2 separate regions of the Homo sapiens genome follow, and region 2 is linked to region 1. The links are chromatin loops, found by intact Hi-C in ENCODE. Cell type or tissue: A673. All regions are shown on one strand. Each heading gives the region's core, and the rest is flanking DNA. Links, peaks and the distances in the headings are about the cores only. Region 1 overlaps TOX2 (TOX high mobility group box family member 2). Region 2 holds the start of LOC124904907 (a long non-coding RNA gene).

Evidence for each region. Peaks named below come from ENCODE experiments on the same cell type or tissue, not always from the same donor. Only the 100,000 strongest peaks of a DNase experiment are listed, where the experiment ranks them.
Region 2: it touches region 1 in a loop (2.7-fold over the local background); 2 of 110 quality-filtered maps call a loop at or near these places.

Annotation. Positions count from the first base shown.
Region 1 is chr20:43,921,685-43,931,130 of GRCh38, reverse strand. The region is part of intron 1 of TOX2 (TOX high mobility group box family member 2); the gene reads right to left. Among named protein-coding and RNA genes, the nearest start is that of TOX2, 12 kb to the right of the region's middle. In A673, for the core only: a CTCF peak has its summit at 5,219; DNase peaks (open chromatin) are centred at 3,570, 4,350, 5,080, 5,720 and 1 weaker place; H3K4me3 peaks cover 1,859 bases; H3K27ac peaks cover 6,804 bases.
Region 2 is chr20:43,858,718-43,868,163 of GRCh38, reverse strand. LOC124904907 (a long non-coding RNA gene) reads right to left here and starts at 2,524. Exons shown (of 2, transcript XR_007067594.1): 1 at 2,389-2,524. In A673, for the core only: no CTCF peak of the experiment used is centred there; a DNase peak (open chromatin) is centred at 5,533; H3K27ac peaks cover 1,544 bases.

The DNA of each region.
Region 1 (9,446 bases), core at 603-8,602:
ATGTGTAGGAGTTTGCCTGGTGGGTGGGAAACACTAAAACCAGAGGCCTGGCAGTCAGAGTCGCTCTGAAGGCTCCACCCATGAGCAAACGACAGAGATTCCCCACACTTCCAAAGCCGACATTCTAGTGAAGGGGATAGAGGAGGGAGGAGAGAAGGACATAAACAATAAACATCAGGAATAGGTAGAAAGAAAGCGATGGGTAAGGGGCTTCCAGAAAACCATGGTAGGGCAGTGCAGTTTGCAAGCCTTGAGTATTAAGAAGGCAAAGTGTCAAACACTGCCCTTGAATCTGCACCGTGGGATCATAGCAGGTGATTTCCCTCATTTCCTAAACTTTTTGGCAGGTAACATAGTGTTCATAATTTACAGTTTAATTTTTTTAAAAAAGAAGAGTGATAACTTCAGGAGAGAAGCCACCAAAAAGTCCTGCTTGCTCAACAGAAACATTCCCATGGGCTGGAGAGAGATTTTATTATCTCCGAAGGCCAGGCCAACTGTGCCCCAGATACCCCAGCCCAAGCAACTGGGAGTGACGCCTCCCTCCTGACAAAGGCAAGGTCATCATTCCCAGGGAGATGGGAAGGGGACAAAACAGGGGCTGCATCTGCCAGCCTTGCCCCAAAGGGTCAAGCATTGATTAAAAGCCATGAGGACAAGGATTTCAAACATCATCCCTCTTGAGTCATATCTCAACTTTCCTCCTTGGACTCAGCTAGAGATGGGCCTGGCATGTTTCTACAAGGAGAATTATAGAATTCACATGGATTAACACTTGCAGGCCCCAAACACTGTGTCCCTCACATATATGTGTTTAATCCTCCTGGCAACAACATATAAACAGGGTAAGTGAGGCCCAGAGAGGGTGAGTGGATTATTCTTAGAAACACAGCCTGGGCTATGTTACGGTGGTCATCTCTGAAAAATATAACCTGCCTCATTCATTCATTCAATCTTTCAACAACTTTTTACTGAGCACCTACTATAGGTCAGACACCATGGGGATGCAATGGTAAACAAAATAAGCATGAGCCTATTGCTTCTTAAAGTTTATTATCCTGAAGGGGGAGCAACCAAGTAATTTCACAGATATATGATGCCACGAAGAAAAATACTCAGAAGCAGCTGGGCGCATTGGCTCACGTCTGTAATCCCAGCGCTTCGGGAGGCCGAGGCGGGTGGATCATGATGTCAGGAGATTGAGACCATCCTGGCCAACATGGTGAAACCCCGTCTCTACTAAAAATACAAAAAGTAGCCGGGCATGGTGGTGTGTTCCTGTAATCCCAGCTACTCGGGAGGCTGAGGTAGGAGAATCACTTGAACCTGGGAGGTGAAGGTTGCAGTGAGCTGAGATCGCACCACTGCACTCCAACCTGGGCAACAGAGCGAGACTCCATCTCAAAAAAATAAAGAAACAAATAAAAAATTAAAAAATAAAAATACTCAGAGGCTATGGTAGACAAAAAGAAAGACAACTGCACAGATGAGCAGGTCAGACTCTGGGAAGACGAGGATGAAGCTGAGGTCAGAGGCTGGGCAGGAGCCAGCCATGTAAAGAATGAGGGCAAGAACATTCCAGGCAAAGGGAACAGCATGTGCAAAGCCCCTCAAGCGCAAAAGAACAGGGTGGGGGGATCTGAGAAATAGCAAGAAGGCCAGGTGACTGGAATGGAGTCACTGAGGGGGACTGACTCTGACTTTGCTCATCACCATGTCCCCAGCATGAAGCCTGGTTCCTGGAACAGAGGCTGGAAATGCAGGCAGAGGCAAGCTCACGTGAGGACTTATGGGCCAAAGGAGTTGGATGTTATCTACTCACCAGGGCAAAGCACTGGAAGGCTTTAAGCAGAAACCTAAGAAGATGTGATTTAGGTTTGTAAGAGTTCATCAAGCTACAACAGAAAGCCATTGAGCAGCTTTGTGGGGGTTTTTTTCCCTGTTTTTGTTTGTTTGTTTGTTTGTTTGTTTTTGAGACAGGGTCTCACTCTGTCGCCAGATTGGAGTGCAGTGGAATGATCTCAGCTCACTGCAACCTCTGCCTCCAGGGTTCAAGTGATTCTTCTGCCTCAGCCTCCCAAGTAGTTGAGATTACAGGCACGAGCCACCATGCCCAGTTTTTTTGTTGTTGTTTTTTTTTTTTTTTTTTCATATTTTTAGTAGAGACAGGGTTTCACCATGTTGGCCAGGCTGGTCTTGAACTCCTGACCTCGAATGATCCACCCGCCTCTGCCTCCCAAAGTGCTGGGATTACAGGCGTGAGCCACCACGCCCGGCCCCACTGAGTAGCTTTGTATGGAGAAGAGACAGGATCCAATTTACGCATCATAAAGACATTGATGGTGGCCACCATGGCTCCTCAGCTCATCCTGACCTTTGGTCACTGGATAGTAAATGTCTCCAAACTCCATGGAAAGCGAAGTTTCCCCAGCTGGCATGTGGAAGGCAAAGCAAGACAAAGAAGCGAATGACAGGGCGTGTTGACAGAGCGTCAGACAGAAGCATGGCCATAGGCAGATGAAAAATTGTCCCACAGGACACCTCGACAGGCCGTGACTTGCTGTTAGCATTGAGCCATTAAGAAAACACAATGATGTGCTTCGCTGATCCTGAAGGACGTAATCCAGGTCGGCATGCAGACATTTAGTGCTCCGTCCAAAGCAGCAATAAAGCGACCAACACAAGAGCAGCTGCAGGAAACCTGCACTGTGCAAGTGGGCGGCCAGGCCCTTCAGTGCTTTTTATTCCTTCTCTCATTTAAAATCAAAGCCTGGCTCTTAGGCATCTGTAGACAGATTTGGAAAGGGAATTGAAGCTAACTACACCAGGTGCTTAAACATACATCATTACCTCATTTAATTTCATAAACAAGTAAGCATTGCTCATCACATTTTGTATACGAGAAAACTGAAGTCAGAGATAATAAACAGCTTTCCAAATGCCCCTGGCTCCCTTCTTCAGCCTCACATCTTGACACTCTCAGCACCTTCTATGCCTTTGCATATGTTGTTCCTTCTACCTGGAATGCTTTTCCCTACCTTCTTCACTTGGCCAAGTTCTACTCACCTTCAAGCACAGGCAAGTGTCCCTTCCTCTGAGAAGCCTTTTCTGACTGTCCCCAGCCTAGCCTGGTGGTCCCACACTCCCCTGTGCTACTTCAACATAATGCTTACCACACACATTTGAAATTGTTTATTTCTGTCTCTCTAATAAGATCATGCTTCTCAAGGAAAAGGACCATGTCTTAATTACCTGTTCCTGCCTGGCACCTACCACAAAGCCTTGCATACAGCAGGCAGTGCATGCTCCTTGGATGGCTGTATGAAGGAGGGATAGAGGGAGGGAGGGAGGGAAAGAGGGAGGGAGGGAGGGAAGGAAGGAGGGAAGGAAGGAAGGATGGAAGGAAAGAAGGAAGGAAGGAAGAAAGGAAGGAAGGGGAAGGGAAGGAAGGAAGAAAGGAAGGAAGGAAGGGGAAGGGAAGGGAAGGGGAGGAAGGAAGGAAGGAGGAAGGAAGGAAGGAAGGAAGGAAGGAAGGAAGGAAATTAACTCTTCATAGGTGGCAAAGCCAAGAGCCAAGATTTGATCCCAGGCCAGTATGACTCCAAAGCATATCTCATGATGTGTGTGTGTGTGTGTGTGTGTGTGTGTGTGTGTGTGTGTGTGTGTGTGTGTTATATAGATCATCAGAAAATGTACACAGTGTGGAATATATTTCTGAGGACTCCATTCGTCCTTCCAAAAGAGATGCCAAAAATACCAGCCCACAGGGGAAAAAAGTAGGATGATGAATATGGGGGAAAGGGTTAACCAAACCCTTTTCCTTGTTGCAAGAGAATTTCACCTTTGTTAATTGCGGAGCATAACTCCCCTGGAAACCTGAGGAAAGTGGGACGTTAACTATGTTACCAGGCAACTCTGCTTATGGTAAAAATGACCCCTGATTGGTAAGTTGCATTTGAACTGGGAGGAACTATAAATAAGTTATAAATATCTGAAAAAGAAGCCATAATTTGGGTTTTCCTAGATGCAGAGAAATTTGTACCTGACATGTCCCTGGGTCCTTGAAGCTAAGCCTACGGAATTGTTACAATGGATATGGCAGCTGGGACAATAAGGCTTCTAAGCCAGGGTGGCTTCCACAGCCACCCATTGTGTATCTCATTCCTTTGCACTTGAACTAGATCCTGGGAGGGAGGGGGCAGCAAAGAGAATAGCTCCTGGCCACCTTCGTGGACCACTGCGGAGACTGTTGCAAGAATTACTTGTGCAGAAGAGAACAGCTCACGTGCCTTGCTGGCAGGCTGTGTCAGGCTGTGTCCCAAATCTTTCGAGGAGACTGGTGCCAAGTGTCCCCTGTGTTCATCTTGTGAGTCTGAATGTTTCATTGGTCCTTAAAAACTCCCTGTGGGAATTGCAATGAGAAAGAAGGGAACTGATACAGGAGAGAAAAGAGACAGCCCCAATGGGAACAAGCGCTACACCGATCCTGAACTGAAAAGCTCCTTAGACTGTACAGTGTATAAAGGCACTAAAACCTAGTATAGGGTCTATGCTCGCTGTTCTACAGAGGGCTCGGTTCACCTAAACAGTGCCTGGAGGAAGAAATGAGGGAGGGGAAGACTTACTTGCTCTCCCACAGACCTAACCACCAACCTGAGATGCAATTGTGATTATGTGAGGAAACCACGACTCAGAGAGGCTAAGTGACAGGTCCAAAGTCATACAGCTTATAAGTGTCAGGATACGAACCCAGGCACTTCCATCAAACTCAAAGTCACATTTGGATCCAACATCTGGATTTGCATAAAAATGAACTTCCATCTCAGGTGGACATAGAGAACAGAGAAAGCATGGGAGTGGGGGTGGGAGACCTTCCTAAATAATGTAAACAGGAAATATTTGCAGAATAAATGAGACATAAAGGGCCCAGGGTCCATCTTCCACATCATAAAGTTCAGTTCAAGCCAAAACACAGCATGATGAAACAATAAAATATATGCGTGGCATTGACCCTGGGTTATACTACTACTGAGTCGATTCATTTCCGACAAGTTTCTAAATCATTCCTGCAAATCAGGCCCAGCTTCGAAATAAGCACATTTTAATTAGCTGTAATGTAAAAAGCACTCTAGGACAAGGAGCCAGTGATACACTCTTCCACCCCTGCAGCAGGAGGAAGTGAGCTCCCCCTGGCACCCTGACAGCTGCAGAGCAAGCTCGGGCCAAATTCCAGCTCTGCCTAACAGCCCCCTCTGCCACCCTTCTGTTACTTGATTCATCTGGACCTCAGTCTTCTCACCTAAAAAAATGGGGACAAATGTGCCCAGCATAGTTCTTAGGAAAACTTAAGGCACATAAGAAAATAGGAAAAGGCTGGGATCAGAAACGTTATGAGACTGCTAGAAACTAAGAAGTCAAAGAAACAGACTGACAGCGAAGCCTGTGAGCACTAAGGAACCGGCACCCAACACCTAACTGAACCCCAGAACATTCCCAGAGAGAGGAAGCCTGCGCTGGGACCCCTGTGCCCGTCCAAAGCCCTGGGAGAAGCTGTTTGTTGGTTTTGCCCCCAGGCTAATGCCAACCAGAAGAATTCTCTAATTGAAATGAGAAATCTGCCTGGGAGACTCCCTCCTGCGGGTGAGCACAAGGCTGGAAAAAGTGCACCAGCGCCCTGGGGGTAACTGCTGGCCTACCCGAGGGACAAAGAGGCCCCCAAGGACTTCGTAGGCTCATCCCACACCGCAATAGAGTCTGCACTCACACACCACACACAGAGCGTTTCTACTCAACATCCACCCTGCCCACCCACGCAGTCACGGCTTTCACCCATGTTGAGGAAACTCACAACCACAGAACAGATCTAGATGCCCCCCTCCCATTTACAAATTTAAATGTCAACCGAGAATCACCAGGCATTTGTAGAAAATATCAGCATAAAAGAGAGGCCTAAAAGTGAACAGAAGAATCACCAATAAAACAGAGTTAAATGCAGGAAACAAAAGACCACTTTTTTAAAAATCGAATTACCATCTTCAAAGAGATTCAAGATAGTCACATATCCATAAAAGAAGAATAGACCACGATGATATGAGATCAATCAAGAAACTCAGAATTCTGGGAAAATAAAAAAATGATTCCAGAAATAAAAACAACGAATGTATTAAAAGTAAGGAACTGAAGAAAGGGTTTGATGGGAAGTACACCCTCCACTCCCTTTTCAGTGGACACCCCGGGACACAGGGCTGTGTGTGGAGAAGGGAGAGGGACAGAGAGTGAGAGGGACTTCACTTGTGTCTTTCCTCTTCTAAAATACTTCTGTGTGTCTTACAAAGAGCAAAATCAATTTTTAAAAAATAAAACAGTGGCAGGACTCAAGATAAAGAGGAAAATGGTAGAAAAATGAGGTGCAGTTGGGAGTGAGTTAATGAACAGTAGCCACACCACAGCAGCCTATGTTATGGCTACAGGTGACCCCTCCTTTGCCTCTGAGCTTCCTGGGAGCTCAGTGATGGTGAAAGGCAAAGCCAGAAACACTGACCTGCATTGAGGCTGGGCAGGGCAGATGGCCTCTTGTTGAACTAGACAGGACTCCAGCCCAAAGAGAAAGCCCTGGCTCTTGCCCAGAGGTGACCTCCTTAAGCATGGCCCAGAAGCTCCTTGGAGACCCATCTGGAGTCCTCCCTAACACACAGGAAGATATGTGACAGCTCAGTGCAAGGACTCTGGAATCCCACCCTGGAGCATCTAAGAGCATCTTTGAGCCCCTAAAAACTCCATTAATTACCATTTGTCTTCCCTTGGACCCAAAAAGTAACTATCCTGCCTTTCCTACGCAGAGCAGATGACACATCTCTCTCACTTCATGAGACAAAGAAGAACCTTGAGCAAGTGAGTGACCATCACTAAAAGTCATCCACATGCTGGCCCTTGATTTCCTGGGAAATCTCCCTGAGATGGTCACAGTGGTACTCTCCAGCCCTCTTCCATATGCTCATCCCCCAACCTCAGGAATATCAGCGGCTGGGCTTGCAGCTCGCCCTTCAATGGGACTGCCCTCTACTGCAGTGAACTCCTTCACCCAAGGGAACTGCCTGCTGTTCATTTTTAGGCCTCTCACTTATGCTGAAATGACCAGATGATGCAGAAATCAAAGGCTTGGGCAGTCCCCTCACCTCCATCTGGGGCAACACTAAAGAGCCACCTTAGCGCCACAGCTCCCTGTGGGATGGCGTTCTTCAGAACCACAGGTCAGGCCAGGCCAGCTTCTCCCCGGCCCAAGCACGTTTCCTCCTGTGTCCCCTGCAGGTGCACCCCTTCCGCCCACCTCACCGCAGAGAACTTCCCCACATAAACCTTCCACGAGCAACTCTCCATCTCAGAGTCCTTTTCCAGGCAACCCAATGTGAGACTTTCCCCATGGTGAAGAAGACTCTCCCCACAACCCACCAAGGGGCTTGAGAAGGACACCTAACCATGTCCACACCGGGGCTCCATGCCCCAGGCCAGCAATACATCTCTACTGTCCTCAGTTAAGGCAGGACAATCCTGCCACGTTCTAGTCTAGACCAGAGGTTCTCTAAGTGTGGATCCCAGACTGGCACCATCAGCACCATCGACTTGCTAGTAGTGCTAACTTTCAGCTCCTCCCCAGGCCTGCTGAGTCAGAACTTCTGGGAGTGGAACACAGCAGTCTGTTTTAACTGTGCTCCAGGTGATTCTGGTGGGCTAAAGTTTGAGAAGCAGAGTATCTATCATGGGCTACTGGGGGAAATCAAATGCAAGTCATTAGACTTTCCCATCAGCAGAAGACCAAGAGACAGTCGTTGAGGATGGTCAGAATCCAGCAATGTGATGCATTCCATACTTGTGCACCGTACCCCTGGTTCCAGGCACAGTCCTCTACTTAAAGCCCCACAGGCTGGGGTGCAAGGCTCTTCATAACCATCTCTGCTGGTGTCCCAACTCCCACGCAGGCAGGTTTCCCCTCCTTAGGCTGACAGTATCCCCAAAGCACCCCTACAATGGCTGCTCCCTCTGCCTGGAACACCCCCCACCACTCTACATGCCCCCAGGCAGCCCACCTGGCATTCCTGTAAGACTGCCATTGTGAAACCTTCCCACACTCCCGGCATTGGCACTGCTCAGCCAATTTTATATTTAATTATTACTCTGCATTTTAAGCCAATTGATTACAAATCCACATAGCCATTCACCCAGTAAATAAAACTTTCCTCTGGAGTTACTGAGCCTCCAGGACAGGGCTGAATCCCCAGCACCCAGTAGGCACTCAATAAAAACCTGTTGAACATCTGAGAAACCCAGCAGTAAACAGGCCATTAAATATTGAAAAACCACAATCAGGTTGCTCATCCTGGCAGGCACCAGAATTAGCAACTGTACGGCAGCAAGTTTTAAATATCAGGGAAATTGATCAAAATGTATTATCCTGTGTCATACAACATCATTTCATTAAGATATAAAATTACAATTTACCACAACTCATTAGGTTAATAATCACTTACCATATGTTTTTACTGTTGCTCCCAAACCATGCTGAAAAATCATCCTGTAGGTTTGAATCCATGTAAATAAGATGACTGTCAACCCTGTGGATACAGGATTACTGAAGGGAGACAGTGGACTGAAGCCCTGGCCAGAAAGCACGGTGCCTGCTGTGGTGCTGCAATTCGCTTCACCACCATCTTCTAGTTTACCTGCGCTAAACTTTCTTCCCACATCACTGGTTCTCAACCAGGGGCAAAGTCTGGAGACATTTTTGTTGTCACGACTGGGGGCAGGGTGATGCTCTTGGCATCTACTAGGTAGGGGCCAGGGATAGGACTAAACATTCCGCAATGCATGCAGCAACTCCCACAACAATGTTATTAGGTCCAAAATGTCAATAGCGCCGAGGCTGGGAAACATCATTCTAGATTAGACAGAATTTCCATACCTATTACTTTAATCTGATCTTTGCAGCAACAATAGAAGGCAGGCATTTCTGTCCCCTTGTACAGATAAGAAAACTGAGACCTGAACATCTAAGTGATGTGCATGAGGTCACCTGCCCAAGCCAGTGGACTGGGCAGCTGTGATTTGAACCAATTTCTCTGCCTCCAAAACCCACTTTCTCTGCTGCACAGATTCAAGAAGGTAACAGAAGGTGGAGGAAATGAGCAACTCTCTCCCAATTCATAATCCTGGACACTCCAATAAGAGGCTCCTTCAACCCAGAGGCTCAGGAAAATCAGGTCTAGGGATCAAGACATGGAAGCATCCAGCGTTGGGACTGCCAGCAGCCCAGGGCCAGAAGTGGTGGCTCATGCCTGCAGTCCCAGCGCTTCGAGAGGCCAAAGCAGAAGGATCATTTGAGCCCAGGAGTTTGAGGCTACACTGAGCTATGATTGTACCACTGCACTCCATCCTGGGCAAGAGAGCAAGAC
Region 2 (9,446 bases), core at 546-8,545, 63 kb after region 1:
TCTCCAAATACAGTCAAATTGAGAGGGCCTTAACATATGAATCTGGGGTGGGGTTGGAGGAGACACAGTTTTGTCTATAATTACATGGTTCTTTGTGTTTCACATGTATTAACTTTTTTTCGTATTCATGACAATGTCATAGGGTAGGCATTATTATTAACATAATTTTTTAAATGAGGAAATGTGGCACCAAAAAGCTTAGTATATTGCTGAAAATCACACAGCTAGTCAGGGTGGTGGGAGGATTTGAATCCAGGTACTCTGGCTTCAGAGCCTGTGCTCTTACCCACCCCTCCATTCCAGGCCAGGCAGCCCTGAGCTCAGATGGTAGAGCCGAGGCAGCAGTCACAGACCCCATGGTAAACTGGCCATGGAATCATAACCACAGGCTTGTTCCTCTCAGTTAACCTTCACAGCAGTTTGAGGAGTTGAGTGTTCATTGTGCCTATTTTATACATGAAGAAACTGAGGCTCTGAGAGTTAAGTAAGATGGCACAGGACTCTGACCAGGCCACACGTCACCCTGACTCTCTGCCCAGTTAAAATTAAGTGAATAAGGGATGGAATGAATGGATGAAAGTAGGACATTCCCTGCCCACTCAGTCTGATGTGGGAGTGGCAGAGGCTGTGTGTGGATGGGCCATGAGCTATGAAAACCTCCTTGATTTAAGACGAGAGACCAAGCCGGACGCAGTGGCTCACGCCTGTAATCCCAGCACTTTGGGAGGCCGAGGCGGGAGGATCACCTGAGGTCAGGAGTTCGAGACCAGCCTGACCAACATGGCAAACCCCTGTTTCTACTACAAATACAAAAATTAGCCAGGCTTGGTGGCACATGCCCGTAATCCCAGCTACTCGGGAGGCTGAGGCAGGAGAATCGCTTGAACCTGGGAGGCAGAGGTTGCAGTGAGCTGATATTGCACCATTGCACTCCAGCTTGGGCAACAAGAGCAAAACTCTGTCTCAAAAATAAATAAATAAATAAATAAATAAATAAATAAATAAATAAATAAGACAAGAGACTGAGTCAGGGTTTGAGGCTCTGAGACACTGAGGAGAGGCTCAGGGCAGAGGTGACTACGTGGGGCTGGGGACACAGGTTCTCTAACAGTTGAGGGTCAATCAGAGAAGGAGCTGCTTCTTCAGTGTTGACTCAGTCACCTCCAATACAGAGCAGGATCCTGGGTCACACAGGATGAGCTTTGGAATCATGGGGATCAGGGTTTCCTGCCTCTGTGTATGAATTTGGCCAAATCAATTACCCTCTCTAAATTTCAAGTTCCTCCTCTGTAAAATGGAGATGACAGTTGCCAGCCCTAAGGCTGCTATGAGGACAAAGTCAAGGGGCAGATGTGCAGTCACCTGGCAGGTGGCCTGTGTCCTCCCCATTGGTGGCTACTGTTGTCCAGTGGCCAGGCCAGGATGGCGAGGCCCAAGTGGGTTCAGAATGGGAGCCAGGCAGTGCTGGAACTGTGCCCCTTGGCAGGTGGGATAAGCCACGGGCAAGTCCAGAGCAACTTTCTCCCCCAATCAGGGTCTCAGTTTCTCCATGTATAACACATGGCCCCAAATCTCTTCCAAAGCTGACCTTTAGGAACTCAGTATTCACTGACACATCCGGCAAAGGAAAAGTCATGAGCCTCCCTGACCATAGGACCACCAAGAGGAGCCACAGAGAGAGGACATGGTCCGCCCAGTGTCCATCCACCACAGGTCAAGACCACACTGAACCACGATCATCTGCTTCCCAGATCCGGCTCTCAACACCAGGGCCCCAAGTGAAGAAAAGCATGCTGGGTTTAGAATCAGCACACAGCGGGCCAGTCCTGGATCTGCCACCTACATCCGTGGACTTTGGACAAGTCACCTCTTCCATTTCCTTATCTGTCAAATGGGAAGAATAACCCTTATCTCTTTTAGAAGAAAGTGTAGAAAATGTTGTTGGAGTAGAGAAGGATTTCTTAAACAATTCACAAAAAGCATAAACCACAGAGAAAAATTTGACTGCATTAAAACTTAAAATTTCTATGACCAAAAAGCACCAAAACCAAAATTAAGAGAGAGGCCACAGGCTTGGAGAAAATATTTACGATACATATAACTGATAAGGGATTAATATCTATAATACATAAAGAATTTTTACAATCCAATTTAAAAAGCAAACGGAAAAAGAGACAAAAACATCCACAAGCATTCACAGAAGAAACTCTAAAGCCCAATAAATTTATAAATACACGCTCAGCTTCACTGTTGACCAAGGAAATGCAAATTAAAGCAACCAAAAGACTATTTCATAAACATCAGAGTGGGGGAAAAAAATCTAACCAAATGTTGCAGAGGAGATGGGAAAGACAGGAACTTTTAGGAAGAGGGTGTTGATACTCTTACCTGGGAGAGCAATTTGGCAATATCTAGCAAAGCTGGAGAGGTTCATGCCCTGGGGCCTTCTGAGCCAACAGTTCCACTTTCAGATAAATATCCCAAAAGAGTAATTCCTATACATGGGCTCAGGATTTGCACTGCAGCACTGATGTTATTGGGAAGAGAAAGAGAACAGCCTAAATGCCTATCAGTAGGGGATTGGGTTAGTAAATTTTAAAACCTTCTTACACTAGAATACTAATTTAAGGCAAATGAACTAGATCTACTTGTAAAAAAGGTGAATGAATCTTTAAAGCACATGTCAAGTTACAGTAAGTTACAAAAGGACACATACACCATTATTGTACATAAATGTCAAAAGCCCACCTAACAAAGCTGTATATTTTTTGTGATCATGCACAGGGCAGTTAAGTTTTTAAACATGAGTAAGACATGTCCCTTTAAAACATGGGTAGTGACAGTAGTTATCTATGAGCATTGGGATAAGGAAGGCTCTGACTGTACTGATAATGTTTCATTTCTTTAAAAGAGTTTTTATTTAATTTTCTTTCTTTCTCAGAGTGGACATGAAGGGAGGGAGAGAGAGAGAAAGAAATGAGGACAAATCACAGCAAATGTAGCAACACAGTAACATCTGCTAATCCTTGGTGGTAGATTTGTAAGCATTATTTCATTATATTAATCTCTGAACATTTCTGGATGGTTATAATATTTCTGAATTTTAAATAAAAATTGCTGGGGTGATAGAAATGTTCTATGTTTTTATTGTGGTGATAGTTCTATGAATGTGGACATCTGTCAAAGCCCATTGAATTGGACACTTGAAATGGGTGCGCTTTATTTTATTTTATTTTAGAGTCAGAGGCCTACTCTGTTGCCCAGGTTGGAGTGCAGTGGCACGCTCTTGGCTCACTGCAGCCTCCGCCTCCCAGGTTCAAGTGATTCTCCTGCCACAGTCACCCGAGTAGCTGGGATTACAGGCATGTGCCACCACACCCAGCTAATTATTATTATTATTATTATTATTATTATTATTATTATTATTTTGTGTGTGCATTTTTAGTGGAGACGGGGTTTCACCATGTTGGCGCTGGTCTCGAACTCCTGACCTCAGGTGATCCACGCACCTCACCTTCCCAAAGTGCTGGGAATACAGGCATGAGCCACCATGCCCGGCCTGGTGCATTTGATCATTCATCAATTATACCCCAATAAAGTTGATTCTAAAAGAGGAAACAATTAAATGTGGCTCGTCACTGCTCAGCATCTCCAGTGGCACCTAGTTCCAGATGGAAGTAGACAGAGGGAGGGAGAGACGTCATAGGCTCTGCTTCAGTCTTGAGGGTCTGTCCCCCAAACTGAGGCCTTCAGGCTACCCAAGACCTCATGGCAAACAGGACACCCTTTGCTTTGGGGTCAAGAGTGGGCTGAGCTCTCCTCGCAGGGTTTGCTGAGTCTAATTTTAGAGCTTTGGAGGGTGGAGGAAGAGCTGGCTCTGCTTCTGCAATGAGTTCATCATGTTCCTTGGCACCTCAAAGTTCTCTCCATTTAATTTTTCAGAAGTACTAACAAATCAGGAAAGAAGTGTGCCCTGAAATTGCTATTTGGATGAACGTGACATTTGTAGGCCAGCGACAGAAGCTGGAGGAGCTGTTGTGTTTGCAACTCATAACCTCATCTCACAGCCCGACTCCCAAACAATGCACACACTTGTGGGGAGAGTAATTGCCTGGATGGAAAAATACAGCCAAACAGGCTCTCAATGAGGCAAGGAAGGAAAGCGGAAGGGAGACAGGAGGGAGGACAGGCACGCTGGCTAACATATACCAAATGCTTACTACGTGCCAGGCCCACTGTCATTTCTTCCTCAACATACATATTACCACCCCCGTTTTAGAGATGAGGAAACAAGCTCAGAAAGGGAATGTGTTATTTTGCCAAGAGCACAAAACTAACAAGTAGCAAGGATGGATCTGAACCAATCTGGTTGGTGTCAAATTCCTTGCCTATAGCAAGGAGAAGGAGCTCAGTAAACGTTTCTTCCTTTTTATCTTTCTGTACCTCCTTTTCTTCCTTCCTGAGGAAACTAAGGCCCAGAGAGGTTAAAGGATGTGCTGAAAGTTATCAAGCTGTCTTGGGGACAGAACCAGGACTGGCCAGGGTAACTAATTGGATGGCGAAGCTGAGGAAGATGGGAGAATCCAAAATGAGTCACGGGTTCCTGCCATGCACAGAGAGGAGAAGGCTTCGCAGGAAAGAGGCTGTCGCTGGGGAAGTGAAGGGAGGGTGTTAGATTGGAGGTAATCTTTGGAGTAACCAATAAAGATGTCCTGAGACGGCCGGGCGCGGTGGCTTACGCCTGTAATCCTAGCACTTTGGGAGGCAGAGGCGGGCAGATCATGAGGTCAGGAGATCGAGACCATCCTGGCTAACACAGTGAAACCCCGTCTCTACTAAAAATACAAAAAATTGGCCAGGCGCCTGTAGTCCCAGCTACTCTGGAGGCTGAGGCAGGAGAATGATGTGAACCCGGGAGGTGGAGCTTGCAGCGAGCCGAGATTGTGCCACTGCACTCTAGGCCTGGGCGACAGAGCGAGACTCCGTCTCAAAAAAAAAAAAAAGAAAGATGTCCTGAGACAACCAGGTTTCTGGCTCTAAATTTGTGGAGAGAAAAGTAGGCTACAAAGATGGGGAGACTTTCTTCTCAGAGCCTAGGAGGACCCCTCAATGCAAAAAGGAGTAAGGACTTCAGACCTCCTGACAGCCATGGGGTAAAGAGGGAATCACAGAAAACAGTATACAAACTAAAGAAGCATACTTGGCAGGCACAGTGGCTCACACCTATGATCCCAAAGTTTTGGGAGGCTTAGGCAGGAGGACCCCTTGAAGCCAGGAGTTTGAGACCAGCCTGGGCAATATAGCAAGACTCTGCATCTCCAAAAAATTTACAAATTAGCCAGGTGTAGTGGCACGCACCTGTAATCCTAGGTACTCGGGGGCTAAGCAGGAGGGCTGCTTGAACCCAAGAGTTCAAGGCTGCAGTGAGCTATGATTGTGCCACTGTACTCCAGCAACAGAGCAAGAGGAAGGAAAGAAGGAAGGAAGGAAGGAAGGAAGGAAGGAAGGAAGGAAGGAAGGAAGGAAGGAAGGAAGGAAGAGTCATGTGGAGACAGTCATGGAAAGGGCCGAGGGTCATTTTCACCTGCCCATGTCTTCAAGACATCAGTGAGTCACGTTGATATTCAAAATAGTGATCCTTAACAGCAAGAAAAAGTTAATGTTCAGTGCCTTACTGTAAATAAGGCAAGATGTCTAATTCCACTTTATATTGATTTCCATTCAATATCAAACCAAAATGGTGCTTAAGGTAGTAAGTTTTAGTTTCTAAGAACGTTCACCTGGAGAAATCTCCTTCAGGGAGAGACTGTATGGGACGAAATATCTCAGAACAATTTTTTCATTTGTTAACAATAGAACACTTTTTACAAATGTAACCTTACCCAGAGGTGGACTATATAAAGCACAAGCCTAGTCTTTCTGTTTCCACCTCCACAGTTCCTAGTGTTCCTTGGAACACAGTTTGAAAACCACTGAGCTGGCCGGACATGGTGGCTCACGCCTGTAATCCCAGCACTTTGGGAGGCCGAGGCGGGTGGATCACCTGAGGTCAGGAGATCAAGACCAGCCTGGCCAACTTGGTGAAACCCCGTCTCTACTAAAAATACAAAAATTAGCCAGGCGTGGTGGCAGGCACCTGTAGTCCCAGCTACGCAGGAGGCTGAGGCAGGAGAATCGCTTGAACTCAGGAGGTGGAGGTTCCAGTGAGCCAAGATCACGCCATTGCACTCCAGCCTGGGTGGCAGAGCAAGACTCTGTCTCAAAAAAAAAAAGAAAAGAAAACCACTGAACTTACCTAACAAGGCTATTTACAGATGGGCAAACTGAGACCCAAAGAAAGGAAGGAACTTTCCCAAGACTGCCCAGCAATATAGCAAAGCCCATGCTGAAGCTATGGTCTGGAGTCAGTTCCCAGACTTGGATTTCATGAAGTCTGAAACCTTAAAGGTAGGAAGAGTATATGACCTTATATTTTCATTCCCAGCAGAGAGAGATGAAGACCAGAGATGTTAAGTAACTTGTTCTGGTCACACAGCCAAGACAAGGATCACAGTGTTTTTTCCTCTGCATAACAAGAAAGTGGTCCATCCCACAGTGGAACGGAAAAAGGAGGCAGGCTGAAAATCCCAACCCAATGGTGAGCCAGTGCTTTTGTTATATTTCTCCTATTTCCAACAGAGACGAACACCACATTTATATATAGTTGAATTTATAATAACACCTGCTTTAAATGAGGGTGAGTTTTTGGCTTAAGAGTGAGCTAGTAAAAAATAATAATAAAAATTTAAAACCCTGGGTAGTTGTTCCAATTAAGTTCAATTAAACATGCCCTTAGGTAGAGTAGATACAGTAAGTGATGCCTTGTAGCATCCAATTTCTCTGACAAACGCACTCGCCAGCATAGAGCCAGGAGGTTATTATTTCGTTTTTTGAAAAGAAGTGCAGTGTAGTGGAAAAGACACAAAATTTAGAGTTGAACAAATCTAATCCACATCAACTCACTGCTATGGATGAGTGAAAGCCACTAGAAAATGGGCATAATAATTCCTATCTCAATAGGCTGCCAGAGGATTAAATGAGGTAATGTAAGGAAACGGTGATATGAAAATGTGCCGCAAAGAGTAATTACAGCTACTTTTGAAATATGGAATTGAATAACTAAATTATTTTGTGAGGTTTGCTCTAAAATTATCTGAAACATCCGAGGAAAGATGGTAAAGTAAATGCAGGCTCACTCAATGTCTCTCTCCCCAAATTGAATAGAATGACAACCACAAATAGACATACACTTTTAAATGACCAAGAATAGCAGTTCTGAAGCTAGCAACGGGGACGGCTATGCTTTGAAGGTATGTGTCCCTCCAGAATTCATGCAATGGGACTTAACCCCCAAAGTGATGGTATTAAGAGGTTGGGCCTTCGAGGGGTGATTAAGTCATGAGGGCTCCGCCATCATGAATGAAATTAGTACCCTTAGGAAAGGGCTCAAGGCAGCCAGGCGCGGTGGCTCACACCTGTAATCCCAGCACTTTGGGAGGCTGAGGCGGGGCAGATCACGAGGTCAGGAGATCGAAACCATCCTGGCTAACAGGGTGAAACCCCGTCTCTACTAAAAATACAAAAAATTAGCCAGGCGTGGTGGTGGGCGCCTGTAGTCCCAGCTACTCGGGAGGCTGGGGCAGGAGAATGGCGTGAACTCAGGAGGCAGAGCTTGCAGTGAGCCGAGATCGCACTACTGCACTCCGGCCTGGGCGACAGAGCGAGACTCTGTCTCAAAAAAAAAAAAAAAAAAGATTTCATCTCAGAAGAAGACATTTTAGAAACATTAAAAAAAAAATTAGACCACAGATGTATCATAGTCTCAAAAAAGCCAAAGATGAGATGAAAATTTAGCAGGATAAGATTGGAAGAATTGCAGAGCCAAGTTAATAAGTTGTGAACCAGAATAATTGGATTATGTTCTTATTAAATAGATAAGAAACAGCCAGGACAGAACTGACAACAGCAGGAATATAAAGAGGGAGAATTCAAGATAGGATAATAGAAAAATCACCCAAAATGCAAAGGAAAAAGGTCAAAGAGTCAGAAACAATTTAGAGCAGATGATTGTTATGTATGACACACAATGGAAGTAAACATAACGATAAGTAGCATCCTTAAAGGAGAGAACAGAAAAAATGTACCATGGAAATGATCCATCATATAATAAAGAAAAAATACTGAATGTGAAGATTGAAAAGTATATGGCTTTCAAAAAAACATTAGTAGAGAAAGATGAAAATCTAGATATATTGTGATAAAGATCTTCAACTTAAGGCATTTAAGAAGGATAATTATATAAGTGCCTCGCCAGTAATACCAAGTTACCAATTAAAGGGAGAATATCAGACTGCCCCCATTGATTTCTCCATATTAATATTTGATATCAGAAGACCAGCATAGCATCTGCAGAGGTTTGAGGGCATAAAAGTATGACTTAAAAACTTTATACCTAATAAACGGATGTGAGGTTTTTTATTTTTGTCATTGTTTTTAGCTTTTTTTCCTTCTAAAAAATTCATTGTATGTATTTAAGGTATAATAAAATGTTTTGATGTACATATACACAATGGAATAACTGCTACAGTCAAGCAAATTGTTAACATATCCATCATCTCACATAATCTTCCTTGTGTGCATAGAAGTACCTAAATTCAGGGACTGTAGGATTCATCAACATTTCTTTTAAAAAATGCTTTTCAATAATAAAACCCAGACCGGGCAAGGTGGCTCACACCTGTAATCCCAGCACTTTGGGAGGATGAGGCAGGTGGATCACCTGAGGTTGGGAGTTCAAGACCAGCCTGACCAACATGGAGAAACCCCGTCTCTACTAAAAATACAAAATCAGCCAGGCATGGAGGTGCATGTCTATAATCCCAGCTACTCGGGAGGCTGAGGCAGGAAAATTGCTTGAACCCAGGAGGCAGAGATTGCGGTTAGCCAAGATCACGCCATTGCACTCCACCCTGGGCAACAAGAGCAAAACTCCATCTCAAAAAAAAAAGAAAAAGAAAAAGAAAATAATAAAACCCAGAAAACCAAAAGATAATTCAAAATAAAGAAGTCAGGAATAGGAAAGCTATTGAAGGAAGGGTAAAGAAGAGGTTAAGAAGTGAATCTTGGGCCCAGCACAGTGGTTCATATCTGTAATCTCAGCACTCGGGGAGGCTGAGGTGGGAGGATCACTTGAGCCCAGGAGTTCAAGACCAGCCTAGGCAATATAGAGAAACTCAGTTTCCACAAAAAATTTAAAAATTAGCTGGGTGTGGTGGCGCATGCCTGTACCATCAGCTACTCAGGAGGCTGAGATGGGAGGACCACTTAAGCCACAGAAGTGGAGGCTGCAGTGAGCCATGACTGCAAGAATGCACTCCAGCCTGGGCGACAGAGTGAGACCCTATCTC